4 separate regions of the Homo sapiens genome follow, and regions 1, 3 and 4 are each linked to region 2. A link is a loop called in an ENCODE intact Hi-C map of the cell type or tissue named here. Cell type or tissue: PC-3. All regions are shown on one strand. Each heading gives the region's core, and the rest is flanking DNA. Links, peaks and the distances in the headings are about the cores only.

Evidence for each region. Peaks named below come from ENCODE experiments on the same cell type or tissue, not always from the same donor. Only the 100,000 strongest peaks of a DNase experiment are listed, where the experiment ranks them.
Region 1: a loop joins it to region 2, with 2.8 times the contacts of the local background. A loop is called at or near these places in 6 of 110 quality-filtered maps.
Region 3: it touches region 2 in a loop (7-fold over the local background); 15 of 110 quality-filtered maps call a loop at or near these places.
Region 4: a loop joins it to region 2, with 13 times the contacts of the local background. A loop is called at or near these places in 4 of 110 quality-filtered maps.

The regions. Positions count from the first base shown.
Region 1 is chr15:55,842,218-55,850,111 of GRCh38, forward strand. It overlaps NEDD4 (NEDD4 E3 ubiquitin protein ligase), which reads right to left. Exons shown (of 29, transcript NM_006154.4): 15 at 6,589-6,669; 16 at 6,304-6,358; 17 at 6,155-6,213; 18 at 4,752-4,817. Among named protein-coding and RNA genes, the nearest start is that of PRTG, 100 kb to the left of the region's middle. RefSeq lists an enhancer at 3,817-4,358. In PC-3, for the core only: a CTCF peak has its summit at 4,114 (motif pointing left); a DNase peak (open chromatin) is centred at 4,094.
Region 2 is chr15:55,914,798-55,922,691 of GRCh38, forward strand. The region is part of intron 5 of NEDD4 (NEDD4 E3 ubiquitin protein ligase); the gene reads right to left. Among named protein-coding and RNA genes, the nearest start is that of NEDD4, 75 kb to the right of the region's middle. In PC-3, for the core only: a CTCF peak has its summit at 3,226 (motif pointing left); a DNase peak (open chromatin) is centred at 3,294; H3K4me3 peaks cover 462 bases; H3K27ac peaks cover 2,314 bases.
Region 3 is chr15:56,049,144-56,057,037 of GRCh38, forward strand. No RefSeq gene overlaps it. Among named protein-coding and RNA genes, the nearest start is that of NEDD4, 59 kb to the left of the region's middle. RefSeq lists a silencer at 440-615. In PC-3, for the core only: a CTCF peak has its summit at 3,822 (motif pointing left); a DNase peak (open chromatin) is centred at 3,788.
Region 4 is chr15:56,094,372-56,102,265 of GRCh38, forward strand. It overlaps RFX7 (regulatory factor X7), which reads right to left. Exons shown (of 10, transcript NM_022841.7): 7 at 7,798-7,882; 8 at 6,988-7,195; 9 at 3,710-4,005; 10 at 1-2,249. Among named protein-coding and RNA genes, the nearest start is that of NEDD4, 100 kb to the left of the region's middle. In PC-3, for the core only: a CTCF peak has its summit at 4,096 (motif pointing left); no DNase peak of the experiment used is centred there.

The sequences.
Region 1 (7,894 bases), core at 1,269-6,268, 73 kb before region 2:
CCCATCTCTCATAAAGTTATAACATTCCCTCTACACCCTGTGTCCAAGTCTCTTTTTCCTTACGTAATATACTCAGGGAAAACACAACTAGGTATATTGTCTTGGTTTCCTCTATGGTATGAGACAGTTTCTGCATTTTCTTTAATCACTTAGTAATATAGACTTCTTTACATCTGAAGAAGCTTTTGTTTTTGGAGACAGCTCTGTAGTCCAGGCTGGAGTGCAGTGGCGTGAACATGGCTTACTGCAGCCTCGACCTCATGGGCTCAAGTGATCCTCTTGCTTCCGATTCCTAAGTAACTGGACCACAGGCGCATGCCATCATGCCTGACTAATTTTTTAAGTTTTTGAGGTCTTGCCATCTTGCCCAGGCTGGTCTCAAACTCCTAAGCTCTAGCAATCCTCCCGCCTTGGCCTCCCAAAGTGCTGAGATTACAGGCATAAGCCATGGCACCCGGCCTAAAGAAGCAATTGATGGTGATGGTAATGCCCCCATGAAGGCATTTCGTTAACAGTCCTTTTCATATTAAGTTCCAATGAACACCGTTCTGTGACCTGTAGGATAGCCACTGCCTGCTAGCTGTTGTGCCTGTCTGTTCAGGCTTTTCCCTACCTCTACTTTCCTCCCTGGAGTCTATCTTGCTTCACTCATTAACAGATGGTGACATTTACAGACTGTGCCAGTGATATATTCTGGCTGTGTCCCTACCCAAATCTAATCTTGAATTGTAACTCCCACAATCTCCATGTGTCATGGGAAGAACCTGGTGGGAGGTGATTGAATTATGGGGGCGGATCTTTCCTGCACTGTTCTCATGATAGTGAATGGGTCTCACGACATCTAATGGTTTCTATGCACAAGCTCTCTCTTTGCCTGCTGCCATCCATGTAAGATGTGACTTGCTCCTCCTTGCCTTCTGCCATGATTGTGAGGCCTCCCTAGCCATGTAGAACTGTAGGTCCAATAAACCTCTTCCTTTTGTAAATTGCCTGGTCTCAGGTATGTCTTTATCAGCAGCATGAAAACGGACTAAAACAGCCAGGCATGGGTACCCTGGAATGGCAGGTTAACGTGTTTAACCTCATAACAACACTATGCGAAAGCTACTATTATTGTCTTCATTTTACACATAAAACTGAAGAAGACGACTTAAGAAAGTCTTAGCTCCTGAGTCTGTGCTCTTAATTAATGGAGCTACATTGCCTCACTAATCTTTTGTACGTTCTTTGCTTATGTGACAAATGTACACAACTATGCTTTAGGCAGAACTTATTGTAAATTTTACAAAAGATATATCTAAATATTTTATTCCTCAGTACTTCATGGGCAAATTTCCAGGGGAAACCAGTAAGAGAAAACATGCCATCAATATTCTGTCACCTCCAAAAAAGAAGGTTAGCTCTAAGGAAAAAAAATCAATTTCATTCTCAATTTATTTAGGGAAAATGGAAAGCCCTATAGAAACATAATAATGTAAGCAGTTGATATAAGCAATATAAGCATGATATGAGCAGTTTCCTATACTGCTTATGTCATTAAAAAAATGGTAAGCTTGCAGAACAGCAACTTTAGACTGGATACTAGGCAGCTGGTGCAGGTAAGCATTTATCAAAGGCCTACTCTGGGCCAGGTGGTATTGTAGTAGGGCCAACGATGGGGAATAAAGGGAATAAAAACATAGGGTAAGATGTCCTTGCTTCCTCAAGGAGTTTCTCATCTGGCGTATATGTGAAAAACAAGTGTAAATGATGCTAATTCTGAGACTTAAAATAGGAGGACAATTGCTGATGATAGAGATGGAAGCAATGTTCTGCAGGGCATAAAAGACTGAGCTATTGACTTCAAATGAGGCAATCAAGAAGGCTTTGAGAGGAAGTCTTTAGACAGAGAAAGGGAGGGAAGGACGGAGGAACAGCATACATGAGAGGTCTGATATATTTAATACCTAGAGGGCACAGAAGGAGAAGAAGGGAGAGGAAGGGAAAGAAGGCAGGGATTATAGGGGAAAAATGCAAAAAAGTAGTCTGGGGCCAGAGGGTGGACAGTGTGAATGCAGTTAAGAAGAGAGTTTCTGGGTTGGGGAGCCACACGGTCAGATTGCTGGGTTCTCAGAAGCTGACGGGACAGGGTGTAAAGGGTGGTTTTAAAGAGGAGAAACAAGAGGCACACTGGTCAGTTAAAGACCCCTGGAATAGCTGAGTGAGAGAAGACAGAGGGACCTGTGAAGGAGCAATGGTAGTGGAAGAAGAGGGGGGTACAAGAGAACTTCAGTGTTTGAACTGAGTAGTAGACAAGTGCATGCATTCTGGAATCTGGTCCTGTGTTATTGACTCCACCATTCACTAGGAGTGACACTTTGGGCAGGTTACATGTCTTTTCTAAGGATTAGTTTCCTCATCTATAAAATAGGGATAATAATAATGATAGCTACCCACATGGAGTTGTTTCAACTCCATGCATTAAAAATGCTTAAACAGTATCTGGCATATGGTAATTATTAGCCATCATTATTCCTAACTACAAGATGTTGAGGATAAGGAAGAGGAAAAGGTTAAAGACAGTGCACGGCTTTCAAGCACCGGTTTTCAATTTTTTTTTTTTTTTTTTGAGACAGAGTACTGCTCTGTCATTCAGGCTGGAGTGCAGTGGCATGATTATAGCCCAGTGCAGCTTTGAACTCCTGAGCTCAAGTAATTCTCCTGCCTCAGCCTCCCAAAGTGCTGGGATTACAGGCATGAACCACTGCACCTGGTGTTTTTAATATTCTTTATTTCTGTTTTGGTGTTACATGTTCTTACATTCTAAGTGTTCTGCTCTTTTGCTATGATGTGTCTAGATACAGATTTTATTTTTAAAGTACTGCTTGGGCCTTTTTACTAATGTGAGAATTCATATTCTTAGCCTTCTCCTCTTCATGATCTTGGTCCCCTCCTTCTGGGGTGACTTCATGTCTTTTAACCTTTCTTTTATATGTTTATCCCCTTACATACCTTTGTTGCATTCTGGGTAATTTCCATACAAATTAATTAATTTCTCTCTTAATTCTCTTAGTCACCAATATGACATGTCATGTTGCTTAGGAACATGGGATCTGGAGCTAGACCACTTAGCTTTTCTACTTAATAACCATGGGACTTGATCACATTACCTATTCTCTCTGTGCCTCAGTTTCCTCATCTGTGAAAGGTAATAGTAGTCCCTTCCTTACAGAGTTATTGTAGACATTAAATGAATAACATATGTAAACTTCTAAGAAGAACGCCTGGTATGCAATGAGAGATCAACAAATATAATTGCTTTTATCATGGTTTTTTTTTTGTATTTTGAGGCCTGTAATGGCATTGTCTCCCATCTCCTGCTGCCTGGAAGACATTAATAATTAGATACTACAACATGTTTCAACCACTCAGAGTGGCAAATGGAGAAGCTAGTGCTTCTATTCCTCCAGCGTATTCTCATTAACAATGAAAATATTTAGCAGAACAATAAATCAGTAAACATTTAAAATCCCAAAGTCTAGAAGTAGAAAACAAATTTCCAGGGAAATTTCGACACAAAGTTATTCTTTTTTTCTTTTTTCTTTTTTTTTTTTTGAGACACTCTGTTGCCCAGGCTGGAGTGCAGTGGCGCGATCTTGGCTCACTGCAACCTCTGCCTCCTGGGTTCAAGCGGTTCTCCTGCCTCAGCCTCCGGAGTAGCCGGGATTAAAGGTGTGCGCCATCACACCTAACTAATTTTTGTATTTTTAGTAGAGACGGGGGTTTCACCACGTTGGCCAGGCTGGTCGTGAACTCCTGACCTCAAGTGATCCACCCACCTCGACCTCCCAAAGTGCTGGGATTACAGGCATGAGCTACTGCACCTGGCCCACAAAATTATCCTTAAAAATGAGTTTAGAAAGTTTATGATATTTAAGGATTTTATTAGGGCATAAAATGTTTACACTAAAAAAACTATCATGTTTTCTTTTTGCTAAAAATTTGGGTGAAACTCTGAGGTGGCCCACCCACCATCTTGAATATTTGTGAAAGCCAGCTTCTGGCTTAGAATGCAAGAAAGTATAACCCAATATGGCCACCTAGTGGTAGTATTCCTAAACTGCAGGCAAAGGAGGACAGGATGAGCAAGTAAGAGAGGCGTTAAAACTAGTAAACAAAACCAGGAATGAAACAGATGGCCAGATGATGAGTTTAGTTCCAAACATATTGCATTTGTGGCGATGGGAAAAAGTGTAGTGAACATAACTGATAAGCATAAGGAGACAAGTCACAAGAGCACAGTTCCACTCATGATTGTATTTTTAAATTATGCAGAGACATTACATTTGAAGCCGTAGAGAATGAATGACTTTCGCTGGAAAACAACAAAGTCATAAAAAAATCCAGACCGTCCTCCAACACAGTCAAAGACTAGGCCAGAAGATAATTTCCTGACCCACTCTTGCTCAGATTCTACAAAGATCAAGCCCCATAAACCCCACAGGGATACACCAGGTTAGAGCTCTGGAAAGCAAACTTTAAATGCCATTTTTCTATATTATAAAATATACTGAAAAATAAAGACATAAACTAATTATGGTCTGTAGTGATATATCACAGCTACTCAAAAAATGAGCATCCTTTCTCTAGGAAAAACTGTTCACTCAAAGTTGTTACAAATATAGAACAAATTATTACTGTAAAAAACATTTCCCATTACTTTCCATCTATATATTGATGACTCTTAAGTATTTATTATAAACATGACTAACCTGCTTCTTCAACTTTCTTCGGAAGAACTCATACTTTCTTTTGTAATCCCTGGAGTAGGGCACTGCCTTTAGTTGGAAATTTTGGAAAAATAAAGAAGTTTAGGTTGTTTTTATTCTGGAACAATTTTTATTTGTTGTATTTTATGAACGTAAGGGCATTAAAAGAAAAATATTTGGAAAGAAAAGTTTAATTAGAAGAAAAACAAATACAAAACTTTAAACTTTAAAATATTTAATTTCTCTGTTTAAGATAAAATTGTATTCAGCAATTCCTATGGCTGTAATTTTCATTATGCAATATTCTTAAAATGCAGCATGCCAGAAATAGGAAATTTCTTCCAGGTAGAGAAATATTAGAAACAAAAATTTCCATTTCTAAAGAGACTTTCAAAGTGATTTCTCCATTAAAGGGACAATGTGAAAAGCGTACTTTTTCCTTGAACTCCAAGGAGTTGCCTTTTTGAGCCATTAAAGGACTACATGTTGAGACAGTAAATAGTAATAAAAAACGGTATCTTCAGTTTTATTTATTTTTATGAATTAGAAAACAAAATCTGAATAAAATGGAAAAAGCAGCTATAAAAAAGGATAATTTTCCTATCAATCTGACTCAAGAGTAGTACAATTATCATACGTGGTAATATTTATACTTAAGTGTGGATGTGTCTTACATACTGGGCATTTACAATGATTTCTTTTTCTTTTTCCTTTTTTTTTTTTTTTTTTGAGATGGAGTCTCGCTCTGTTGTCCAGGCTGGAGTGTGGTGGTACAACCTCAGCTCACCACAACCTCCGCCTCCTGGGTTCAAGTGATTCTCCTGCCTCAGCCTCCCAAGTAGCTGGGACTACAGGTACCTGCCACCATGCCCAACTAATTTTTTTTGCATTTTTAGTAGAGACAGGGTTTCACCACGTTGGCCGGGCCGGTCTCGAACTCCTGACCTCAGGTGATCCACCTGCCTTGGCCTCCCAAAGTGCTGGGATTACAGGTGTGAGCCTGGCTTGATTTCTATAAAAAAATTTAAGAATGACCCTGGAGTGGATAGGGTGCTGCTGCTTCCTCATCCGCATACACTCTCTGCTCCTCTCTGATTTGTGGAGGACTGTCATCATTCTTGTTCAGACAGTGGGAGGCACCAGCCTGAGCTCAGCAGCCCACACTGCCTTAGCATTCTGACTGTCTGGCTCACTTGTCCCCTCACTGCTATTGCGTAGGGTAAGGATAATGACGTTATAGAATCTTTTCAAATAACTGAGACTTGGAGTATGGGAAATGGGGGAGAGGAGAGAACGGCCAATGTGCTTTCCTCTCAATGCCTGTAGGGTTATGCCCGTGACTATCTGCTCTTGAAGAGACAGGTGAGCGGACAGTCCCATCAGAGCACACTGGCAGAGAGACTTACTGGTCCAGTTATTGCTACATTCTCCAACCGAGGATCTTCCCATTGTGTTCTTTTTATATCTGAAGGGAAGAAAAAGAAAAAAGATGTACTTTCTCACACATAAAATTTATTACAAAAAATAACATAATGAAAAATCGCACTGCACATACTGTGATTTATGTAGAAGATTCTTCCATCTGTGTGAGTTCTCTCTTCCCATCCTGGCTATAATTAAAAATGTATTTCAATTATTTTAGGAGAGGGGCGTAGATGAATGGATAGAAAAATAGCACTGGTTGTATGGTTAATTTAACTTGCATATTCCATTCCATTCTTAGAAGGTATCAACATTTTAATAATAACATTAATTATAGATGATAAAGAAATACTATACCCGAAAATGCAAAATATTTGAGATAGCCAAGTTAGATGGGTTAGCATTTCTATACACTTACAGGTAAAGGCCCTAGATCATTGGAAGTATCAAGTGATGTCTTTCCTCTCAGATGGGCTGGAATTTTCAATCTTGGATCTTCCTTTTTTGGTAGAGTAAATAAAGAACAATACACACAAATTTTAAAATAATCAAAGTCAGTCTGTTACCATGTTTTCTAACATCAATGGATATTTAAAATATTCTCTTGTAAAAGTCAATTTATACTTTATTTCCTAAATATGTGACACAATATTTTCTCCTTCTAAAATCTATCACTGTCAGGCTATAATATCAAAAGGAATAACGATCAGTTCTCAGGGATCACCACTAACTGGTCATTTCTTTTGCCCCGCTCTTTAGGAAATGTGTCACTATATAGGGCTTTTCTCTATGTAAAAACTGGTGAAAGAGTAGGACATTAAATTGGACCACATGATATTTCTTTCTTTTTTTCTGAGGTGGAGTGTCGCTCTTGTCGCCCAGGCTGGAGTACAATGGCACCATCTCAGCTCAATGCAACCTCTTCCTCCTAGGTTCAAGGGATTCTCCTGCCTCAGCCTCCTGAGTAGCTGGGATTACAGGCATGCACCACCATGCCTAGCTAATTTTTGTATATTTAATAGAGACGGGGTTTCTCCATGTTGGCCAGGCTAGTCTCGAACTCCTGACCTCAGGTGATCCACCCGCCTTGGCCTCCCAAAGTGCTGGGATCACTGTGCCTGGCCCTGGACCACATGATATTTCTAAGCCCCAGAACATGCATTTTGCCAGCTATCTGTTCAAGGGTCGATTAATATTTTTGAATAACAGGAAGGTAAGCCCAAAAAGGTTATCAAAGGCCAATTCAGAATGTTAAAAAAGAGAACAAAATTAAATTTATTTGGTTTAATTTATATATATTATTTTAATATTATTAATTTATTAAATAAGTTTAGTATTATTTAAGCTATGTTGGTCTTTTAATAATTAATTAAAATATATTCATCTGCTGCTAATTTTAAGTAATTTTTTTTTTTTTTTTTTTGAGATGGAGTCTCGCTCTGTTGCCCAGGCTGGAGTGCAGTGGTGCGATCTTGGCTCACTGCAACCTCCGCCTCCTGGGTTCATGCCATTCTCTAGCCTCAGCCTCCTGAACAGCTGGGACTACAGGCACCCGCCACCATGCCTGACTAATTATTTTGTATTTTTAGTAGAAACGGGGTTTCACCATGTTAGCCAGGATGGTCTCGATCTCCATCTCCTGACCTCGTGATCTCCCCCCTCGGCCTCCCAAAGTGCTGGGATTACAGGCATGAGCCACTGCACCCGGCCTTTAGGTAATTTTT
Region 2 (7,894 bases), core at 1,217-6,216:
TGATATGGGTTTTTGTTTAATATTTTAAATAAGCATTCTAAATTTTACTCTATTTCATAATGATTAAGAAGAGGAGAAAACAAAATGATCATTTGAAAATAGGAATAAAGTATTGAGCTACACAAAAGAATACTATATCATTTAAAGGAAAAATATGCCAAGATAAAATGTTATGAAATAGACTGTTATTCAAAGTTTGTTTTGTTGTAGAAAGTTTTTTATGTTGTAGAAAAGTTTTATAGCTTAAATCACTTAGGAAGATTTTTAAAAATATACATTTTGTACACTGGTAAAATAACAAATAGAGTAAAAAACTATACATAGAGTTCTTCAGATTTACAAATATAAAATTTATGACTACAAAATACTGCTAGCTAAGGACCAGGAAAATATGTAAAACTGCTTGGTTACAATAAATGTTCTCCAAATATTTCATTAAGTTATTCTCATATAAATTAACATTTACCAAGACCAAAGGAAACTTACCTTGCAAGAATTAGACAGTTCATTTGTGCAATCTCTGTTGCTGTCTCTTGATAAATTATCCACTTTACCTTCATTTCCAGATGCAAACTTTATGAGTAACTGAGATGGTCCCCCTTTAGAACAATTGTGCTTAAGGCTGGATAGACAGGAAATATTTGGATAAGCTCCTCCCAATGAAATACTTCTTCGTAAAATACCATGGTTTTTGTTCATCTGTGAATGTGGTCTTTCCAATTCTCCATTGATATTTATTTGACAATCTACATTTTGGGAGGATGGCAAACATGCAGATGTCCTATGCATGAGCTTAATATACTCTGAATCAGAATTAAGCTTAATTTCTGACATTTCTGGTTTACAATCACCATTTGTTGTTTCACAGTCTAATGTAGCTGCTTTTCGTTGGGTGAAATGCACTGAAACACAAGAATATCCTTCAGATGACTTTTCACAGACAGTCTGTCTGGGAGTATTATTCGAAAGAACAATTTTCTTCTGTAACGAGCCCTTCCTGTGAAGCGGCCGTATGTCTCTTACTTCTCCGGGGGTACAAATTGTTTTAGATAACCGAAGTCCATTGACAGCTGTTGAAAGAAATCCTTTAGCACTAGTGCCATCCTCATTATGTGCAATTTCACTAGGAGAAATAATAAACTGGTGTGAAGTTTGATAGGATCCTTTGCTCAGAAGAGTACACAGACTTGTTGGAGAAGTCGGTCGGGTAGTTGAAGGACTCCTAGGAAAAATGACTAAGGAGGAGTAACGTTTTAGTGGAATTTTTGTGTTCCTGCTCACTGGCAATTTCATAATCTCTAATCCATGTTCCAAGTCATCCTGGACAAAAGGATCTGTACTTGTACTTCTTGAAAAAATTTCACAAGGAGTAGTATTCCTGTTTGGCACACTTCTATTGGAGGTGCTGTCAGAAGGTAAGTTTCCACCCAAAAAAGTATCATCACTTGGTGGAAAAGTATAACTACTACTGTCACTGATGACACTGTTAGTATATGAACCTCCACTTGTGATACTTGCACATGACCCAAAATCACTACCGTTGCTGCTGTAAGACCCATTATCACTGGTTGAAAAGTTACTAAGGCTACCACTACAAATGGCTGGACTGCTTACAAGGTGACCATCATTCACAGCATTCAATTCATTATCGACCACAGCACTACTGTAAATACCATCCTTCAAGATACAAGTAAACGAAGCATCATCACTATCAGCTAAGACATTGCTAGACTGAAGATATCCACTGTACCTTGTTGGCTGTAGTGAAATCTGTAGACAGCTGCTCTTTTTATTAACATTTTCAGATGAGGGAACAGATGATCTTTCTTGAGACTGAACGTTTTCCTTTATTAACGGAGCTAGTGCAGTCTGTCTGGGAGTCAGCTTCATTTGAACAACGTTAGACGTTGAAATCCGTGTTGGTCTTTTGAAGCACATGTGAACATGGCTATCCAAGTCATCTCCGGAGGTTTCTGACAAAGGGTAAGTATTGCTTCTTCTGGCTGCAAAGTGCAATCGTAAGCTTTGTGCCATTTGTTCTCATTTCCAAACATGTTAAGGGCTGAAAGTCATAACAAAGATCTCTGTCCGTAGACAGGCTAGAAGCAGCTGCACTGCATCAAAAGAAAAAATCATTTGTGGTGCCTAAAAGAGCTATTAAGTAGTAGTCTTTATCCTAAGTAAAACATTAGATACCAGATATCATAGAAAGAAAAAGACGACCCATTCCAGAGACTGACGTTTCCAAAATGTCTTGAATCGCTTGTAGTCAAAATGCCTTCACTTACAAAGCACTTGATTTCCAGCGACCTTTAAGCTGAGCTCAGCTGCAGCACACTGACTCAAACACAGCCAACCTTGTTTCAATTATACCTTCTCCAATTTGCATGAATGAGTAACACAAGAACAACAATCTTCTAACATTTCAAGTTGAAACAGTATTTTTTCACCCCAGCTCTACTAAATGAACATTTAACTATGTGAATCACAGTGCCTATACTTTCTCCAGCCGACTTTGCCCACTAATATTTTTACCCATAGGTATAGAATTACAGGAAGTTGGTAGGAACAAAACCCCATGTAATTAAGCATCAAATCAAAGATTGAATTTCCAAATAGTAGCCATACTAGGAATCTAGTCAAGTTAGTTAATATAGGGACTGTTAATTTTTTTTTTTTAATGTGTGAATTCAAACAGTTAGGTAAATTTGGAAATACCAAAACTTTACAATGAATTAAAACTTTAGCACTACATCAAATAGATACATATTTTAGCTTCCAAAGTGCTAGTTACATAAAAAGTGAAAGCTTAAGGACAGAACTACAAAATTAACCTAGTAATACCATTGCAAAACTGAAGCATAGGTTCAAGAAAAAAAGTTTAAGAGAAGCTGTCACTAAGCATTTTCTCCTGTAATTTTAAGGCCTTTTCCAGCCAAGTAGAACAGTCTTTAAATGATGCCATTTATATTTTGACTATTAAAACTGCCAAGAAATAGCCTAAGCAAACATTCCAATAAAAATATATGCAGATTAGAAAAAAAAAACTATACCCCAAGATAGTTTGAACACACAGGATATTTTATTCCACTGTCTCTGCAATTCATTCACTTAAGAGAGTGTTGTGGTAAGTAAAGAAGTCTAAAAAGGATTTAGCACATCAAATAAACATGTCTCAATGCCAATTCTGTTCTGAAAAACTCTAAGAGCTCTTTGCTGGCCCCTGCTGGTACTTTGAAACAATCCATTTAGCTGTTTGATATCTATAAAGAAATACAAACCAAGCTGCACATTTCTTTATATAAACGAAGTACATACTTGTTTACATTTTTGAGAGCTAGCCCTACCCTAGAGGTGGAATTACTCACCAGTGCTGATAAAGCTCCCACAGTAGAGAACAGTGGACTGTTTGTCCTTTTAGAGGTTGTGATTTTGTATATATATTTTTTCTGCTTTGTATTTATTTAACCTTTATTTTCAGTTTACTAGGCAATCAAAATTTAATATTTTAATTTCTCTCTCAAATGCCATAGACCAAGGTTGGTATTCTATTTGAAAGAAACAAATTTATTTTTAAATAATACTCTAGGGTATATTTAAACCCCTCACCTAAATTTTATAGCTGGAACTCCAGTAATAAATATATACTGGCTCATTCATAGGAAAGTAAAAGGTAAAATAGTTCCGTTGTTTATACCACATGCTACTACACCCAAGTTGTATTTTGCTAAGTAAGTTTTTTTTCCTAAGTAAAAGCAAATATGTAAAACATATACTCATACTTTGTTAAAAAAAAAAAACTGCTTAAGATAGATCTGTTTTTGATCAGAATTTTCTAAACAGATTTTTAATCAATTAAGACACAAAACAGAATTATGGGAATTCATTGCATTTCATTTGACTAGAATGAAACAGCCCTGTTTTTGAATGCGTACAATAGTTGAAAACTTAGTAATACAATTATTATGTTATTTTTGCTTTTGTATAAACCACCTCCTTTATGATTTTACAGACTTCAGTCAATATTCTCTTAACATCTTTTTCTTTTAAATAAGGAGGAGTCCTGTTTTACTCTGCCTTCAAATGACTTCAGCGTTCTTTCTGGGATTAAGTGTGGGGTCTAATAACTCAAAGAATGAATCCCTTCTAATAGGCTAATCAATGAGATCTAATTGTTCATGTCTGTGGCCTAAAACTTCCAGGAAATAAGAAAAGCTCCTCTCATTATTAACATATAAAATAATGAACTCCAAGTATTTGGTCAGATAAATGTCTTCTCTTTGGTAAGCTTCACTATAAGCATCAGTTCCATGTCCCCTAACTAGATTTTAACTTTCCAGAGAGCATGGGCCATAACTACACATTTCTTCTGATGCTCCTGAGCTCATCCTGGGCTCAAAGTAAGTACCAGAAGACACCAGATAGAAGTCTGGATGGAGAGATGGATGGTGTCATCACAGTCACTCTGAATGCCTAATGCTTTCTTTCAGGATTTTTCTTGTTGTTGTTGAAGTTGATCCAGCCGCCACTTTTAAAGAAATATCAAAAAGCACTGCAGGTGGACAAGAAAGAATGACGTTTGAAAAATTTACAGAGAGGGTTTCAGCCAAGGAAATGTAAGGTAAGAGAATCACATGCACTTCCTAGCACTCTAGTCTGAGTTTAAATTCTAGGGAGGCTGAACAATTTGCATTGCTGGCTGAGGTCTGAAATTGCATAGGATCTATACTGCTATTATAGCAGTTACATGGGAAATCGGGGAACTTGCTATAAAATGTAGTCTCTCAGTCCAGCAAATACCAAAACAGGAGTGTTAATCCTAACCTTAAGTGTAGAAGAACTGGAGGGACATGGCAGCCCTCATCTGGAAAGAATCCATGCAAGTCCTACATAGAATTTCATATTCCGGAATGAAACAGATAACGTCTTAGGATTGAAGCTAAGAACCTCACATTCAGAGCTGTTGGTTACTGATCATCTACATGGAAAATAATGTGATTATCTACATGGTATGGATAGGCTCTGGGTAATCTTAATCATTGACTGAACTTTGAAGGCCAAAGTCAGCTGCGGTGGTTAATTGTATGTATCAACTTCGATAGGTTATGGTACCCACTTGTTTGGTCAAACATCAGTATAGACATTGCTATGAAGACATTTAGACATGATTAGCATTTAAATCAGTAGACTCTGAGTAGAGCACATTACCCTCCACAATGTGTGTGGGTCTCATCCAATCAGCTGAGGGCTTTGAAAGCAAACACAGGTTGTGTAAGAAGCAGCAATTCTGCCTCAAGACTACAATGTAGAATCCCTGCCTAAGTTCTCAGCTTCCTGGCCTGCCCTGCAGATTTCAGATTGAAGTCTTCACTATATATATATTGTGTGGAAATATATATATTCATATATTATACATAATTTCATATATAAAATATATGAAAAATAAATAATACATAAAATATATACACAATCTATTGTTTCTGTTTCTCTGGAGAACCTTCACTAATACAACTGCTAAACGTGAGAAGCACAGGGTCTCCACCCAGAATATAGGTGGCTCCTAAAACCGGTGGCTGAATGTGTACAGGTGTATATCTTAGACTGGTGACACAGTGCTAACTTTTGCATTGGTGGGTAGAGTTTTTTTAAGACACATCATTCTGAAATGTTCTGTCATTATTGCCACCACTACCACCACCATCACCATAATGAAACGACAATATTTTATAACACTCAAGTCTTAAAATTGGCTGGAAAAAAGTGATATAAGCCTACTCTTTATTGAAAGCAAATATCACTTACATTACAAACGTTTTCCAGATGACTAAAGTTGTTTCTGCTTAATATTATACTTGTGTTCTTCACCCTCCATTTTCCAAGAGAATTTGCTAGGAAAATGGTACATTTTAAATTTAGTTGTGAGTGCCTCAGCAGAATAAAGACGGAATGACATTTATAATGACACAGGTCATTTGTTGCTATACAATCAGGTCTGTTACTCCACCAATGGCTATAGGTTCTATAACATCTCAGGTCATCTCTATACCTCCCTTACCTGCTAAGACTAGCAACAAATCAAGAGGACTAGAATGACACACACCACCATGTTCTAATTATCTTTGGCTCTTTGTTTTGCTGGTAAACCGAGTTTCTCAAGAAAAGCTGTATTTCCCACTCATAGAAGAGCATCTAACACAGTAGATATACTAAATGGTATATCTTAGCTAACACAAGATATACCATATCAGAGAGCTACAAACGCGTTAAGTCTACGAATGTTAAATGACATTTTATATTTGTATCATGATAAAGAATTTTCCAAGTATTTTCATCGTCATTGTCTCATTTTATCCTCACAATATGCTTATGAGATAGGCAGGGCAAATATTGTTGTCCTCATTTTTTAAATGTGAGAAGGTATTTTTAGAAGGATTGAATAATTTGTTTAGGGTTACAAGCTAATACCCCAAAAGAAAGGCAGGATTATAATAGAATTTCTTAGTCCTTAGTGTGGGGATCTATAATAACTTTTTTTTTTTTTCGCCGAGACGGAGTCTCACTCTGTTGCCTAGGCTGGAATGCAATGGTGTGATCTCAGCTCACTGCAACCTCCACCTCCTGGGCTCAAGCAATTCTCATGCCTCAGTCTCCAGAGTAGCCGGGACTACAGGTGCGCACCATCAGGCCTGGCTAAATTTTGTATTTTTAGTAGAGACGCAGTTTCACCATGCTGGCCAGGCTGGTGTCGAACTCCTGACATCAGGTGTTCACCTAACCTCAGGAACACCTCCTGATCCACCCGCCTCAGCCTCCCAAAGTGCTGGGATTACAGGTGTTACAATATTTTGATTAATGTGTTATTTGTTTTTTCATATGGTTAAAAGTTTTAAAAATTTTGTCATATTTATCCATCTATAAATATCCAACTGTTAATATCAAAGGCAATACTTTTTTCTTCCAACCTATCATGACACACTTTATAGTATTATATACACAGTAAATGCTTAAGGAATGTTAATTCACTGATTAGTGTTTGACAAACAGCCATTCTGGCCATTAAGAAAGAGTCACGCAAATACTAAAGTTACTGGCAAAATGGACCAGACAATTAAGCATGGTGGAAAGCACAAATGTGAGCTGTCCCTCCTTGTGGACAACATGCAAATAACGCAAATAAAATAGTTCACCAATAATACACTCAATGATCAGGCAAAATTCACATCGGTATCAGTGGCAACAGGAAAAATAACAGTAATACCATGATCTAGCAATTCAACTCTAAAACATATCTCTTAGAGATAGACTCAGACACGTACATAGGGAGACATAAAAATGTTTATCAATTTGTAAGAGCAAAATACTGGAAATAACACTAATATCTATTAAGGAGGTTAAATACATAAATTATAGCATTATGATTTTTCAGAATATAGAAAATTATGCATCATTGAAATGTGTAATCACAGATCTCACAAATATAATGTTAAGCAAAAAAGCATATCAGAGGAATGTCTATAGAGATATACTATTTTTACAAATTAAAAAATATGCAAAATAAACAATGTGGGTTTTTGCTTTTTTGGAGACAGAGTTTCGCTCTTGTCACCTAGGCTGAAGTGCAATGGTGTTATCTTGGCTCACTGCAACCTCCACCTCCTGGGTTCGGGCAAGTCTCCCAACTCAGCCTCCCAAGTAGCTGGGACTACAGGTGCCCACCATCACGCCTAACTAATTTTTGTATTTTTATTACAGACAGAGTTTCACCACGTTGGCCAGCCTGGTCTTGAACTCCTGACCTCAGGTGATCCACCTAACTCGGCCTCCCAAAGTGCTGGGATTACAGGCATAAGCAACCATGCCCGGCCAACAATGTGTTTTTTGGGGATATATATAC
Region 3 (7,894 bases), core at 1,225-6,224, 130 kb after region 2:
ACTCAGGAGACTGAGGCAGGAGAATCGCTTGAACCTGGGAGGTGGAGGTTGCAGTGAGCCGAGATCGCACTACTGCACTCTAGCCTGGCGACAGACAAGACTCAGTCTCAAAAAAAAAAAAAAAAAAAAAAAGAATGGCATTCTTTGCTTCAGGGAAAGGCTGATTCAGCCTGTAACAAAGAAGGCAATTGAAGGGCTGAAAAACTGTGTGTGCATGCGTGTGTGTGTGAGTGATCTCTGTGTGCATGTGTGTGTGTGTGTGGTCTGTGTGTTTAAACTCAGAGCAGGCATTCTTGACCGAAACCCTGCACATGCAATAGGTTTGAAGTCAGATGCAAAGAAATGTAAGTTTATTTGTCGATAAAAATAGCCCCTAATTTCTACAAATGGTAGAAACATTTCATTCTGCCCCATGAAGATAAAAAACATCCAGTTTAAAACCTCATTTCTTTTGGAAAAATAACCAATTCAGAATTCAAATTTAATTAATTCGAAGTCAAACTCGATGCTTAGGCTTTAAAAAATCTCCTTTTCCCTTTGCCCCAGAGGTATGCTGTGAGTGCAGGTGGCAGGTGGCATGTATCCAGCACTGCACTGTGGAGAGGAGGGCCTGAGCCTCTGTGACCTCCACTCCTTGCTGGCCTCAACCAAGGTGTCTGTCTCTCCTGTGTGCACCACTGGCTACTGCTCCTGCCAGCCTGTGCTGTAGAGGCCTGTGGTGCTTGTGCTGAACTCCTGCTCAAGGTGTCTGCCCTCCTTAACTAGAATCCAGTTCTCGGGGCCGTGGCCCTCTCAGAGGCTGTGCCTCCTGCACAGAGGCACGTGGCCTCTGGAGCTCACCCATGATACACACAACACCAGAATCCCCATGGAAAACCACTGTCCTAGAGTGCTGCTCTACTTCATTCCCATGTCAGTGTGGGGCATTGTTTAAGGCAGGGTCCTTCAAAATTTCCAGATGGAAATGGTACATCACCCCCCAGAACCGTCCCCAGCCCTAACCTCTAGAGGAATAGCCAAAGTCAGATTCTCCCTCCCTACCCAGCCCCATTCACAGAGTTGGAGAGCCCTGTCCTCCTCAGACTCTCTCCAAACGAGAAAGGGTTTTTATTGCCTTTTTTTCTGTGACAGCAAGTGGCCATGACCTCATGTTCTCTACTCTATGGTTTACATTAAAAATTCTTAACTTAGCCCTCTATGCTTTGGATCTAGATATTTAAAAGCAATGTTTTGCAAGTGAAAAACAGAACAAAACCGTGTTCCATCTCAGTTGGCTGGCCTTTGTCATCGGTGTGCAGGTCATCAGCCTGTTCTCCAGTCCATCCCTACCCTGCCCCTGCCCAGCATTCTTGTCTGGGGACCCTGATGCTTGCAAACCCCATGGCAACTGGCTCTGGCTGGGATGGCCACTGGGAGATGCTAGCAGGAGATAAAGACAGGGGTGGCAAAGGAGAAGGCTGGGTATTTCCCTCTACCTCAGTGATAACTCTGCCGGAACTGACCCTGTGGATGCAGCTTCCTTGTAGGTTCACCATCTGCTCCCTTGTCTCTCCAGTCTTGGTGGTGGTGGTAATCTCTGGGTGACTTTGCCATCCACTCTTTGGTTTCTCACCTCCTCCATTTCCTTTTTATCCAGTTACCTATGTAATTTTTCTCTAAGTTCTTAGAGTGGTTTCTATTTTCCTGGTTATACTCTGATGATGTATCTAGCTTCCAAGACTCTTGATGCTTTTTTTTTTGAGATGGAGTCTCACTCTGTCACCCAGGCTGGAGTGCGATGTCATGATCTCGGCTCATTGCAACCTCTGCCTCCTGGGTCCAAGCGATTCTCTGGCCTCAGCCTGCGTAGCTGGGACTACAGGTGCACACCACCATGCCTGGCTAATTTTTGTATTTTTAGTAGAGAGGGGATTCGCCGTGTTGGCCAGGCTGGTCTTGAACTCCTGACCTCAGGTGATCCACCTGCCTCGGCCTCCCAAAGTGCTGGGATAACAGGCATGAGCCACCGTGCAGGGCCACAAATACTCTTGCTTCTGAAATGGGCTTCAGGAGTTCAACAGTGACCCTTTGTATTCCTGCTATAAAAATCCTAACTCTTCTTAAGACAAGGGATGGTAAATTAGGGGAAAAGTCATGACCAAAGAAGTACAAAAATAAAAAAGCATATTAATATATTTCAAACAATTTCACCACCAGAGCATCCACAGCACTGTATTGTTACGTGAATAGACATTTTTGCTGCCCAGAATATACGCCCTATATGCTCACAGGGCAGAGTTCTCAGATGTTCCTGTACTCATGTGATCTTTCTTTGATCCTACACCATGTCTCTTACCTCTTACTTTTAGCAGATTATATCCCATTCAATAGCATCCAAAAATCTTCTGCTAACTTTTTGGAGAACTCAGGTTAATGAAGTAATGGTGTGCATGTTCAGTTGTAACAAACCAGATTTTACACACTAACCAAAATGTGGATTCAGTAAAGAGTTTTAGAATATCAGTGTGTAATGACTGGTAATGGCTGGTTCAACAAATATACTAAAGTTTGAAGATCCAAATGAGTCCACACAGAGGTCACACAAATCAATTGTCTGTTAGGCCAGACAGGTAATGTACATGGTGAAGGTAGGTCCTATGTGTTACAAAGGGAGCAGAGGGACTGTGAAATCCAGAGAGGATGTGTGTGATCTCATAGGGAGATTCTCCACCCAGTGTCAGGTGATTCCAGCATCTGAGAATGGGGACCCATTATGATGCAATTTTTGAATTTTTAAAGAGAAGCCAGAAATCTAGACTGTATGTGAAAATCTCATGACTTGTAAAGTAATATCAATTAACTAAAATTTTTTTAAAACATTGTGCAAATTTAACAAAATCTGTCTTGAGCTACATAGGACCCCAAGTCAGCAGCTTGCAATCTCTATCCTAATTTGACATTTTACACTGCAGCAGTATACATGATATGCTGAAATAAGGCTGCCTTAACATTATAAAACTTGCTGACTGATGTTTTAGACTTACCTTCATAATATGGCATAGTTTTTGGAAGATTCTCATTAGTATGAAATCTATATCCTCTTTTCATGGTGGGCCAAATTTGTAAAAATAGCCAAAAAATAACAATAACATGTATACCTTTTATAATCAGAAAAAATTTAGCCCACCATTAAAGGAGGATATGAAAGCTAAATTTGGTAGGCCAAATTTTTTATCCAGAAAAGTATTCCAGTAACTTCCCATTTCTCTTGGCTCCCAAGCTACATGTATCTAGCACAATGCTAGAGATTCAAAAACATACTCAAAAAATCCCTGACTTCAAGAAATTCCCATTCTACTCCTTCCAATAGGTAGAAGGCCTATGACTGTGGCAGCAGGGCATTCCAACTGCCTGAGGGAGGGAATGTGGAGGAGCCTGGTTCATTTATTTAAAGCATTATAGCCCAGTACTACATCTCAGATCTTATCTCTGCCAAGAAAGCTGCACTGTCATGCTTTTCTGCCTGTGTGTTTGTGCATTACTCTCCACTTCAGCCTATTGAAACATCACTTTAACTTCAAATCTCAAATACACCATATCCAAAACTCTGCTAACTTTTTGGAGTTATTCTTTAAATTTCCATAGAACATTTTGTTTGTATTTTGACATTTATATTCTGCTTCGAAATACAGATTCTTCCATTCTTGTCTTATCCTTCATAGACCATAAAGCCACTTCAGGTATCATCTACATATGGTATTTCAGCACTGGCAGGGCCTAGCAGACAAAGTGGGCACTCTTAAGATTTGTTTTGAGTTGCTTAGAAGACGCATTCTCCATCTAGTGGTAAAACTGAAAAACTGCATGTAACTTTTGCCTTCTCTAACACAATTATGATATAAAACTGGAAGTAATACCAAATAATTTTTTAAAAATAGTACCTCATTGATACTACAGATTGTTCAAGTCTTAATCTATTTTGATAAAACTGTGAAAAAGTAACTATGTTACTTTTCAAGCTGACATAAATCTTTCTTACAGCATATTTGATTAAAACACTTTATCTAAGCTGGGAGTGGTGGTGCCTGCCTGTAGTCCCAGCTCCTCAAGAGACTGAAGTGGGAGGATCACTTGAGCCCAGGACTTCAAGGCTGCAATGTGTAGTCATTATGCCTGTGAATAGCCACTGTGCTCCAGCCTGGGTAACAAAGTGAGATCCCTTCTCTAAAACAAACAAACAAAACTTTGTCCAAGAAATTTCTCTAGATCAGGGGTCCCCAAACTCTGGGCCGTGGACCAGTTCTGGTTCATGGCCTGTTAGGAACTGGGTGGCACAGCATGAGGTGAGCTGCGAGTGAGCATTACCACCTGAGCTCTGTCTCCTGTCAGATCAGCAGCAGCATTAGATTCTCATAGGAGCACAAACCGTATTGTGAACTGCACATGTGAGGGATCTAGGTTGCATGCTCCTTATGAGAACCTAATTAATGACTGATGATCTGAGGTGGAACAGTTTCATTTTGAAACTCCATCACCACCCGCAAATGGTGGAAAAATTATCTTCTAAAAAACCAGTCTCTAGTGCCAAAAAGATTGGGGACTGCAGCTCTAGATGATAAAAGGTGAGAAACACAATCATCACAAGGTTCCTTTAAATAGGTAAGTTTACTTTTTATATCAAGTGTAGACATGGATTTGTCACTACTGATTTCCTTTTTTTTTTTTTTTTTTTTTTTGAGACGGAGTCTCACTCTGTCACCCAGGCTGGAGTGCAGTGGCGCAATCTCGGCTCACTGCAACCTCTGCCTCCCAGGTTTAAGTGATTCTCCTGCCTCAGCCTCCCAAGTAGCTGGGATTACAGGTGTGCACCACCACACATGGCTAATTTTGTATTTTTAGTAGAGACAGGGTTTCACCATGTTGGTCAGGCTGGTCTCAAACTCCTGACCTCAAGTGATCCACCCTCCTCGGCCTCCCAAAGTGCTGGGATTACAGATGTGAGCCACTGCGCCTGGCCTACCACCACTTATTTCTGACTCATGACTAAAGGTAGATATTCTCAGACTCTTCTAGTTCAGCAAACTTATATTTGTGGAATTCATGAACTAAAGGATTCTCTACAATATCTGGTTCTTAGTAGAATTCGAGCTATTAATCACTCAAGGTTAATTCCAGAGAAGTTAAGTCTAATTGTAAAAAATGTACATTTTTACAGCAGTGTTTACAGTAGGATTGGCAGTAGCTGGGGGCCTGCCCAGGAATCTAGGGGTCTTACCTGACTGATCTTCATGCATTTGCAGCTTTCGTATTCCAATTCCTCCTTACTCTCCATTTCCCAGGTTTAACAGGATTTCAGGGGAAAACAGTTCTTACCAGCAATGGTGTCTACCCTGGTTAGTTGGAGACCTAGCTTTAGCAATGGTATTTTTTTTTTTTTTTTTTTTTTTTGAGACGGAATCTCCCTCTGTCCCCCAGGTTGGAGTGCAGTGGCGCGATCTCGGCTCACTGCAAGCTCTGCCTCATGGGTTCACGCCATTCTCCTGCCTCAGCCTCCCGAGTAGCTGGGACTACAGGTGCTCGCCACCACGCCCGGCTAATTTTTTTGTATTTTTAGTAGAGACGGGGTTTCACCGTGTTAGCCAGGATGGTCTCGATCCCCTGACCTTGTGATCCATCCGCCTCAGCCTCCCAAAGTGCTGGGATTACAGGCGTGAGCCACCGTGCCCAGCCAAACATTGGTATTTTTTTTAAAACTGGCTTCCTAAAAAAAGAAAAAGAAAAATTAAGGTAGTTTTGACATTCAGGCTGAAATAAAATGATGATACAGTGCTGTCATGAGCTGAATTTTTAAATGTCATGTATTATGTAGACCAGCTATCCCCAACCTTTTTGGCATCAGGGACCAGTTTTGTGGAAGACAATTTTTCCATGAACAGGGATGGGGGTAAGGGGTGCGAGGGGTGGAGGTTGGAGGAGGGGTGGTAGTGGTGAATGATTTGGGATAAAACTGTTCTACCTCAGATCATCAGGCATTACTTAGATTTTCATGAGGAGCGCGCAACCTAGATCCCTCGCATGTGCAGTTCACAGTAGGGTTCACGGTCCTATGAAAATCTGATGCCTCGGCTGATCCTCACAGGAGGCGGAGCTCGGGCAGGTAATACTCGGTTGCCCGCTGTTCACCTCCTGCTGTGTGGCCAGGTCCCTAACAGGCCACTGACTAGTACTGGTCCACAACCCAGGAGTTGGGGACCCCTGATGCAGACAATCATTCTAGTTTTGTTCTGTGTAGCTCTTATATTCTTAAGCAAAAAATGTCTGGCATTAACTACAATTATTGTGGTACAGTTTGCCCATGGGTGATAGATTGAAAAACATGGCCACCATATTTTGCAGTTCTTCTCATCAACAGGTAGAGAAACTACTCAGTTTTCTACTAGTTCTCCATCTCTTGAACCTGGGTTGACCATTTGACTTGCTTTGACCAATAGAATGTGGTAGAAGTGACAATGTACAAGTTCTAGACACTCAGCTTCATGGTGCTTAAGGGCCCCTAAGGTCACTATGTAAGGAAACTGGTCTAGTCTACTGAAGACAAGACAGCATGGGGGAGAGAACCAAGATGCTACAGCTGATAGCTGGTGCCAACTCCCAGCCCTGTGAGTGAAGCTGTTTGGATCTTCCAGCCCAGCTTAATGCAGCCAACTAAGTGAGCCCAGGCAAGCCCAGCAGAAGAACTGTCCAGCTAACCGTCGAGCATGGGAAGTAAGATATTAGTCAAAGCTAAGCCATGGGGCCAGCCCAAATTCAAGGGAAAGGGAGATGGCCTGTATCCTTTGATATGTGGAACTCAACAGAATTTGCAGTAATTTCCATCCGTCATAGTATCTATGTTTATTTATCTATTGCTTTGTAACTAGCTATCCCAAAGTTTAGTGATTTAAAACAACCACCACCTATCTATCCACAATTCTGCAATTTGTGTTTGCTGGACTTAGGACAGTTCACTGCCTGCAGCTGGGAATTCAAGATAGTTTTACACATATGTCTGGTGTCTCACTGTGATGCCTGGGACATCTGGGGCTTGGCATCTTTCTCTCTGCACGTGCTCTATCCATCTGGGTAGCTGAACCTGTTTCCATGGTGGCTTGGGGTCTCCAAGAGGGCAAACGTGGAAGCTGCCTGGTCTTTTAAGGCCTAGACCCAGAATCTGCACAGTGTCACTTCTGCTGCATTCTGTTTGTCAAAACAAGTCACAAAGCCAGCCCAGATTCAAGAGGAGAGGAAATCAATTTCATGTGACAATGAGGGAGATAGAAAAGATTTTATGCTCATCTTTAATCTACCATAGTTTATTCTTTGGCCATTGATTGTTTGCATTTCTTCTGCATGTGAAATACATTCATATCCTCCCAAGAAGCCCCAGTTAGATCTCTCATTCAATATGGAAGCAGTTCAGTGTTCAGAATCTCACTATCTGTCTCAGGTCTAGATGTGAATTAGACTGCTTGGATGCAGCTTTTTCTCAATCTGGAAGTTTGTGAACTAATAATTCAAGTTATCTGCCACCATCACTGCCCTCGCCCAACCCCAGATATCATAGTGTGAAAGCGATGAGATAACTGTAAGAGATACTCCCATTCCCAAGGGGAGGAGATTGAAGGCACATGGCAGGCACAGATCCTTAGCAATTCTGAAATCCAGCCAGGCACACATTGCCAGTCCCCACGACTCCAGAGGCAGGACTGTTTCTCGATGAAGGCCTGTTTCTGCTCCCTGCAAATGGTTACTTAATTCGCTGTTATTTGGCTGTTGGCTCCATCCTGAGACCGTTTCCCTTTTCCATGACAAATGGTTCATTTTTGCAGCTGAGTAATTCCTCAGTTGGCGTCTCATGGTAAGTTGGGGATCCAGA
Region 4 (7,894 bases), core at 1,465-6,464, 180 kb after region 2:
CCAAAATGAGTGTCATGATGTCTGGATTGAGACTGATAAGACTGTCCAGGCACAGCAAAAGCATGAGGTTTCCTGAAACGGTCTTCCACTAGTTCCTGATAGCTTGGGAGAATACCATGGCCAGAAACTGATGAATTACCAACCCCACTATACCCATTATTCATCCATTCAAGCTTGGTTTTGTCAGGGTGTGTGGCCATGGGTCTTTGCATCGGTTTCACAGGACTACTTGAGACAATGCTGGCGTCATGATATGCCATACTGGAGCTTATTGGAGTGAATGCAAACGGATTCCTGCATTCAACAGGGCTGGGGGGGACACTACTGCTGCAGTTAGAATGTGGAGTACCAATGGGTGTATGTCGGCTACTTCCTAAAGCACTATCCACAGGTGTAGTCTGGGCTAGCCTGGAGCAAGGGCTCTCCCGTGACAGACTCTGAGATCCAGCAATCATTTCAGATGTCGGGGTTGGGGTTGGGGTTGGAGTAGGAGTGGGTGTGGGTGTGGGTGTGGGTGTGTGGATTGGAGTGCCATTGCTGTGGATTGGATGATAGAAGTGGGTGCTGGAAGTGTGAGATGACATTGGAGCTCCTGGAGTTACTGACTGACTCTGAAGGGTCATTCCCAAACAGTTGCCGTAAGAATGAGAATTGTTCATTGACATTTGCTGCTCCATAAGCACCAGCTCTTCCACAATACTATCTTGTGTAAGTTCATCATCAAAAGGAAAGTAGCTTTCATTTGTCTGGGAAACAGAAGGCTCAAACTCCTTCAGTTCAGATTGCAGAGGTAACTGATCTGAAGAATGTGCTTGTATTTGATTTAAAGAAGATTCCTGTATCTGGCTATGTAGCTGCTGGCTATATGTGTCCTGTGGCATTCCTTCTAATTCCCAAACAGATTTCTCTAAGTCATTGATATCAGAGTGCTCAGGAATTGTCATAACACTGATATCTTGCTGTTGTTCACAACTGGCAGATATAAACTCAGAATCTTTAGTGATTTGTTGCCATCCATTTGGATTAAAGCTGCCAACTGACTTTGAATCACTGTCCAAGAGAAAGACACTTCCTTCAAGTTTTACTTTTATATCTGGAGATGATGATGGGGTTGTTTGCTGTTCCAAAGCTGAATCACTGATAACAAGGGCAGAGGAATTCAAGGGTTGATTTGCTCCTATGTGTGAACTGACATTTACTGATACCTTGCTAGGAATCTGAGCACCTGCTGTTGAACCTTCTGTTTTCCCTGAATGTGGAACCTTTTGGTCCTTCTTAACACTGCCTTGTTTCTGCCCTTCTATGGTAGCTGCTGAAAGCTGTTCCACAATTGGTTTCTTTACAGGAGGCACCTGGGTCTCCTGCAATGTAGAAGACAGTCGTTTTCTTGGGCTTTTAGTGCATAATTTAGGGTCTTTATTGATTGAGTCACCATTAGGTGGTGAGCTGCTGCTGGTGAAAGTTAAGTTCTGAGAAGCAACTGATAGAGTGATAGTGCTTTGATTATTGCCTGTTGACGTGCCTGGCAGCATTTCATTACAGCGACTTTTACATTTGGTCCTCTGGTCACAGACCTTAGTTGCTTTTATTTCAATGACACCTTCATTTGAAGGTTTCTGCAGTGCTCCGTCTGTATTACTTTTCTGCCCCAAAAGGGCACTAGGTGTCTGGGGAGCTTTAGCCTCATCAGAGTTCTCTTGGCACTGTACAGGATGCTCATCTGATGATGTTTCGGGTTCCACTTTGACTTCCACAGCAGATGTTCCCCCCGCACTGCTGCTCCTGGACCCAGGAGACTGAAGCGACACGACAGAACCATTCTTGATCTGTGGAACACTCCTTGATTCTTCTGTTGTTCCTGTAGCACTGCTGACTGAGGCAGAATGTTTAAGAGGGGTGTTACTGTTGCTGGGTGTGAGGGATATTGTTGTCATTTTCACCACATTTAGAGAACTCATGTGTGAAGCGGGTACAACAGCAGTTTTGATGGGACTACTAGTAAAGAGGACAGTAGTTGGAGAGCGAATGGTGAGTGCACTGGTGTTCGCTGGTTTGGGTAAGATCTGAGGGTAACGGTGCCGGGCAGAACGATCCCCACCAGGACTGGCTGGAACGTTCTGGGGAGTCTTTGGTGCCTGTTTCACAGACTGCATGTGCTGAGTGACCACCTGTACATTGAGGGGAAGAACTTTGCCGTCAGAAGAACTCATTGGACTCGGTGAAGTTACCAATTGCCTAGTCCGCTGGACCTGTTAAAAGATAGCAAAAAATCAGATTTAACAGGTCTAGCCTGTAAATAGTAATTCATGTATCTGTATATACTTTTAAGTCATTTATTAAATGTTAATGTTAAAAAGAAAAAAGTTCCTATGTTAGAAGAGAGTTCTTCTAGACCAGGTTCTACACAATCAGACACATAAATGTAACAAATGCAACCATAATGCATTATAATTAAAAAATATGTAAGAACATTAAGTTACTTTTCAATTAAGACTAAAAGCTTCACACCTGTGATGAATATTTGCTGAAACAATGATTTAAGGGGGTTACAGGAAGAAGACATAAAATCTTGAAGAAACATACAACTGTAAAGGTTACCTACCAGAATCTATGCTAAGATGGCTCACTCATAGGGGAAACTGTCTTATAAATGTGTCTACCTTAAATGTCTGTAACTAAACCACTGCAAATAAGATACAACTACTGTCTACTCCAGTTTGCCCTATAATGAATAGTGCGGTTACCATGTATTTCATATTTTAATAACACGATGATGATAATAGGAACAAGAAAAACGACAAAATACTTCCTAAATATTATTATCAATAATAACATAAAGCACCAACTTACTCTCATTTTAAAAGTCCCTTCATCATAACCTCAGTTGTGTGAGATAGGAAAGGAGGAGACTGTTTCCTTATCTACAAATAGAGGTTAATAAACTAGCTAAAGAACTTGGCCAAGGTTCTAGTCCTGTATCTGATAAGCCACGGATAGGCCTACATTTAAGTAATCATTACACATTAGAATTTTACTCCATCTGAATGTAAAAAAGAAAAGCGTTTAAATTTTAAAAAAAGACTGCAATTAAATTATCTTGGCTGGGTGGGGTGGCTCACGCTTATAATCCCAGTACTTTGGGAGGCCAAGGCGGGTGGATCACTTGACGTCACAAGTTCAAGACCAGCCTGGCCAACTAAAAATACAAAACACAAAAATACAAAAATTAGCTGGGTGTGGTGGTGAGTACCTGTAATCCCAGTTACTCGGGAGGCTGAGGCAGAATAATTGCTTGAACTCAGGAGGTGGAGGTTGCAGTGAGCCGAGATCACAGCACTGCACTCCAGCCTGGGAGACAGAGCAAGACTCTGTCTCAAAAAAAAAAAAAAAAAAAAAAAAATCTTGGCTCAGCCAGGGATGAAACAACTCTAAAAATGAGAAAATTACTCACTCTTACATAAAGCTCTGAGTGGTTATGTGCATACTTTGTATGTCTTGGATCTTTATATTTTCAATAATGTTTCATAGCTTACTTTGTAATCAACAACATACATCCTGAATAAAAGACTGAAGGGGAATGAATCTTCCTGTGGTCACAAAATCAGTTTGTGGCTACTCTTATACCTGCCTTCTTTTCATCTGCCACTTTTAAGTAAACAGTTGATTTCCCACCATCCCAATAAGGCCAAATACTATTTAATTATATTACCGGAATGGGACTAGGGACAGCTGCCACAACGATACCAATAGGTTGAGGAGAAAGGATTGAAGGATTTCCATTAGGAAGATTAGTCACTCCATTGCTTGTAGCACTTTCTGACTTTTTTGCTGCAGATTCTCCTGGCAAAGGGGATTGTAGTTTCTGTTCTTGCTGCTTCTTCTGGATTTTCCGTTGCAACTGCTGTTTAGCATCAATTGGAGATGGCAAAGTCTTCACCTGAGGCTGAAAGGAATTACTTTCAGCTGTAGGTATAAAAGCAGAAGGCTGGGTAATTCCTTTCATTCCTGAAAATAAACAGAAAGGAAAGCTGCAATAAATACTCTCCTTTATAGAAGGGAGGTTCCTTTGAATTTCTTTGAGAATGTAGCCATCTACTGGACAAAGCAACCAAAATGGCAAATTTTAACTCACAATTTCTTTATGAAGCATTAGACTTCGAATTTATAAACAATTGTCAATATAGTTTTGTCATCTTACAATATGGTTCAACTCAGGCGACAGTTTCAGTTAACAACAGGATTTTAAAATCAGGTGACAGTTTCAGTTAACAACAGGATTTTAAAAACCGTAGCTATATCGTAAATGTGCAGAAGCTGAGATAAATGCCAACACAGCATTTTTACATTTTCTCAAAGGTCAGTAAATTTCCCTCCCCCCATTTCTAATCAGAAATAAATACATGTATTTTCATGATTTTAATATTTAGCCCATGAGGGGCATTCAATAATTCAATAAATATTTGCTGAAGCCACTCCTCATAATGGAATAAATTTGTATGGAGAAAACAGTTTTTAATCCTACCAGCAATTCATGGAAATAGGCACTATTATTTTATTGCTACTATACAATGATTCCAGTATGACCTAGAAGAAATTCAGAAGCAGAATTTCTTAACAAGACTAAAGTTAAGATATTCCAAAAAAGTGTCACTGAGAAAACCTTTAAAACAGTAAGATAAACACTGAAAAAAATTGACAAAATAAGCAAAATATAAATTTTAGGAAAAATGGATTATAAAATAAAAATTTTTTAAAAGCTCATTTCAGATTTAGGGCGTGGCATTGAGATCATTAGAAAGTAAGTTGTGGGCAGTAAAAACAATGAAGAGAAGAAAGGAGAGGAACAACTATCCTGCTGGTACACCTTGCCCTTTCTTTTCTTTTCCCCATCCCAATTTCTGCTTTTCATCATTCTAGTTAACAACAACAACTTGGTGTGGGGAGCAGGAAATAGACAATGAGGAAGCTATAACTCTCTCCCCATACTCAATAATGATGAGGATCTGTTGAACCCCCAGCCCCTTTTAAAAATCACAATTTTTCATCTCAAATCCAGCTCCAGTTGTTTTGCCCCTTTCCGACCCCAAGCCTCAGCTCTGGCTTCTCAGCACCTGCACTCTGGAGAGCCTCTGCCAATGGCTCATAGCTTGGCTGTCTTATCCTTCCTGCCAGGGTTTTGAGACAGGAATGAGTTCCAAGCAGCTGACTTACAAAAGGACATTTGTAACACAACCTGTTCTTAATATGGAGACTATATTTATAAAAAAAAAAATTCACCTTCAAAGGATAAAAATTAGTCTACTATCGAAGGTCTTTTTTGAAAAATATAGTAAGGGCTGAGATCAAAATTTTGAGAGACATTCTAAAAATGTTTTGAGTAATGATACAATTGGTAAAGTATTTACCCTCTCAGGCTGATTGCTTTCAAAAATGGAGTGTCTTTTTAATATATGTAATTTTTAATACTTTTGTTAAACTCACACCTTTATTTGCACTTAGACCTTAAAAATTCATTCATTCAATTCATTCAACATTTCCCACAGTTAGACTTTGTGAATGACAGAAATAGGAAAGAGATGTTTCTTTTCCCCATGATACCTCCTAAATCCTTCATCTGTTGATGTACTCTTTTAGGTGTTGGCAGGGGCAGGAGAAAGACAGCAGAGCAAACTGAAGGGTTCATTCCTTTTAAAGCTTATTTTACTATATGACATTATGATATAATTGAGTGAAGCTGGGCTTTGGAGACAGACAAATCAGAATTCAAATCCTGGCTCCATTACTTATGTGCCCATGGACAAGTTAATTGACCTCCCCAAGTCTATAAATTGGGAATAAATATCACCTATCTCACAGGACTGCTGGGGGAATTAAATGAGGTAACATAAGTGAGCTATTTAGCTCGATAAGGCTGGTCAAGCATTCTCCTGCTGGTCAGTACAATGAATAAACAGACTTAGGTCATACAGTTTACATGCAGACAGGAAAAACTCTGTGACACTCTTTTTCTGAAATGGGTCTTCAATTGACCACAAAAGGAGAGGTTACACACACATACATCCCACATACTAAATGTAAAATTAGAAGAAAACGGACTCATTATTAATGTGTAAAAGATACTAAAAAAAGAAGTGAAGTTAATTAAGAGACTATAATTCTGGCCAAGATAAATCTATTGTAGATTTTTAAATATTCAGAATTAACACTTAGAAGGACAGTCCTTGGAAAAATAAGTCTCTGATCACTATATCACTACATTTTTAACAGACATCCTGATTTTCTAGAATAATTTATCCACTCTAGGTTTATAAGGTATAACTGAAATAAGATATTTTTAAAAATTCATCAGAACTGTTATTTTACACAACTATTAATTTAGGAGGGAGTCATTCTAACAAGACTGTCAATTCCCAAAATTGTCGATTCCAAAAACTCATCTTTGAATAAAAATAGTCATGAATACACAGTAAAAAATATCACTCTTGTTATTTTTTAGTAAGGCTTTGTACGGTTTTGTTTTTTTGAGGCTAAGTTACCTGTCACAGTGTGCAAAGATAATTTTATTTATAAGCATTAGTTTCTGGAATGGGAATCTAACAAGTAATTTTAAAATTTAATCTTATTATTTTACTTCTCTTATTAATTTAGATACACATATACATATATGTACATATAAAAGTACATATAAACACATTCTATAAATGTAAAAGTAGCAATGGAAAAATTAATAACATATCAGCTGGGGAATCTACAGTTTCATATGCCAGCAAAGCAATATATAGAAACATAGCATTAAGCTTTATAATGAAAGGATTATTATTTTCTTGGCTCAACAGACCCATCTGAATTTAGTGTTAAGCGGAGTAAGAGTGAACACATGCAAGTACTAAAAGGATGAAGTTCTTTGATCTAACTCTTCTTTTGCTACCAATTCTAAATACAATAATACCTCTGTCAGTTTTTAGCTTGTTCACAGTAATGTTGTACCTGCTGGTGCTGCTGCCATTACAGTTAGAGCTGCCATTGACTTGGTGCCTATATAGTGACTTTTTACAAGGAAGCGGGCTAATTCCAAGACGGTGTCAAATGGTTGGCTTAACACTTTCTGGGCCCACTCACACACAAGACGGCAAGCAGAAGAGATAACTTCTTCATCAATATTTTGAAGCTGCCCAGAAGGTTCAGCTCCTTCCAACTAGGCAAAGAAAAAAGGAAATGTTAACTTGTAAAAGACCAGAGAAATTAAATTGAAGCATGTTAAAGATATGTATTCTTAATTAGAAGATACAATATAAATCTGTGGGTTAAAGTAGTATGAATTGACCCACTGGCAGACATATAAGAGCTTTGCAAATAAGGGACTCATACCCACTAGTGCACAGCAGTCAGCAGCCTTGCGAATATAACATTTTAAATGGTTTTTAAACATACAAGAAGACTGATGTTTTGAATCTTTCTAATGTCAAAACTATGCCAATAGCCACACATTTTTTCTAAAATTCCTATAAAACATATTACATGATGACTGACTTTTTCCTCTTGACTATACACACATATAGTCAATATGTATTTTGGAAATATCGAGAAATCAGTAACTTCTAAACTTTTGTTCCCCCAAATTTCATGTTGACGTAGGTCATATACACTAACATTTTTCAGCCACTGTGTGATTTTTTTTTTCTTATTTGTAAAAGGCACAGTCGCTAGGCTTAACCAAATGAGACTTTGCAGGATGCATTTCAATGTTAATATAAAGGTACAATTTTACTTATTAAAAAGAAAAGGCTGAATTCTTACCCCATCTCCAGTTTTGTGAAAGTCAAGGTTGGGCAGTGTTGGCATATGAACAAAAGCTTTTTTTCTTAGTCCACTGTAGCAATATGTAATAAACAGT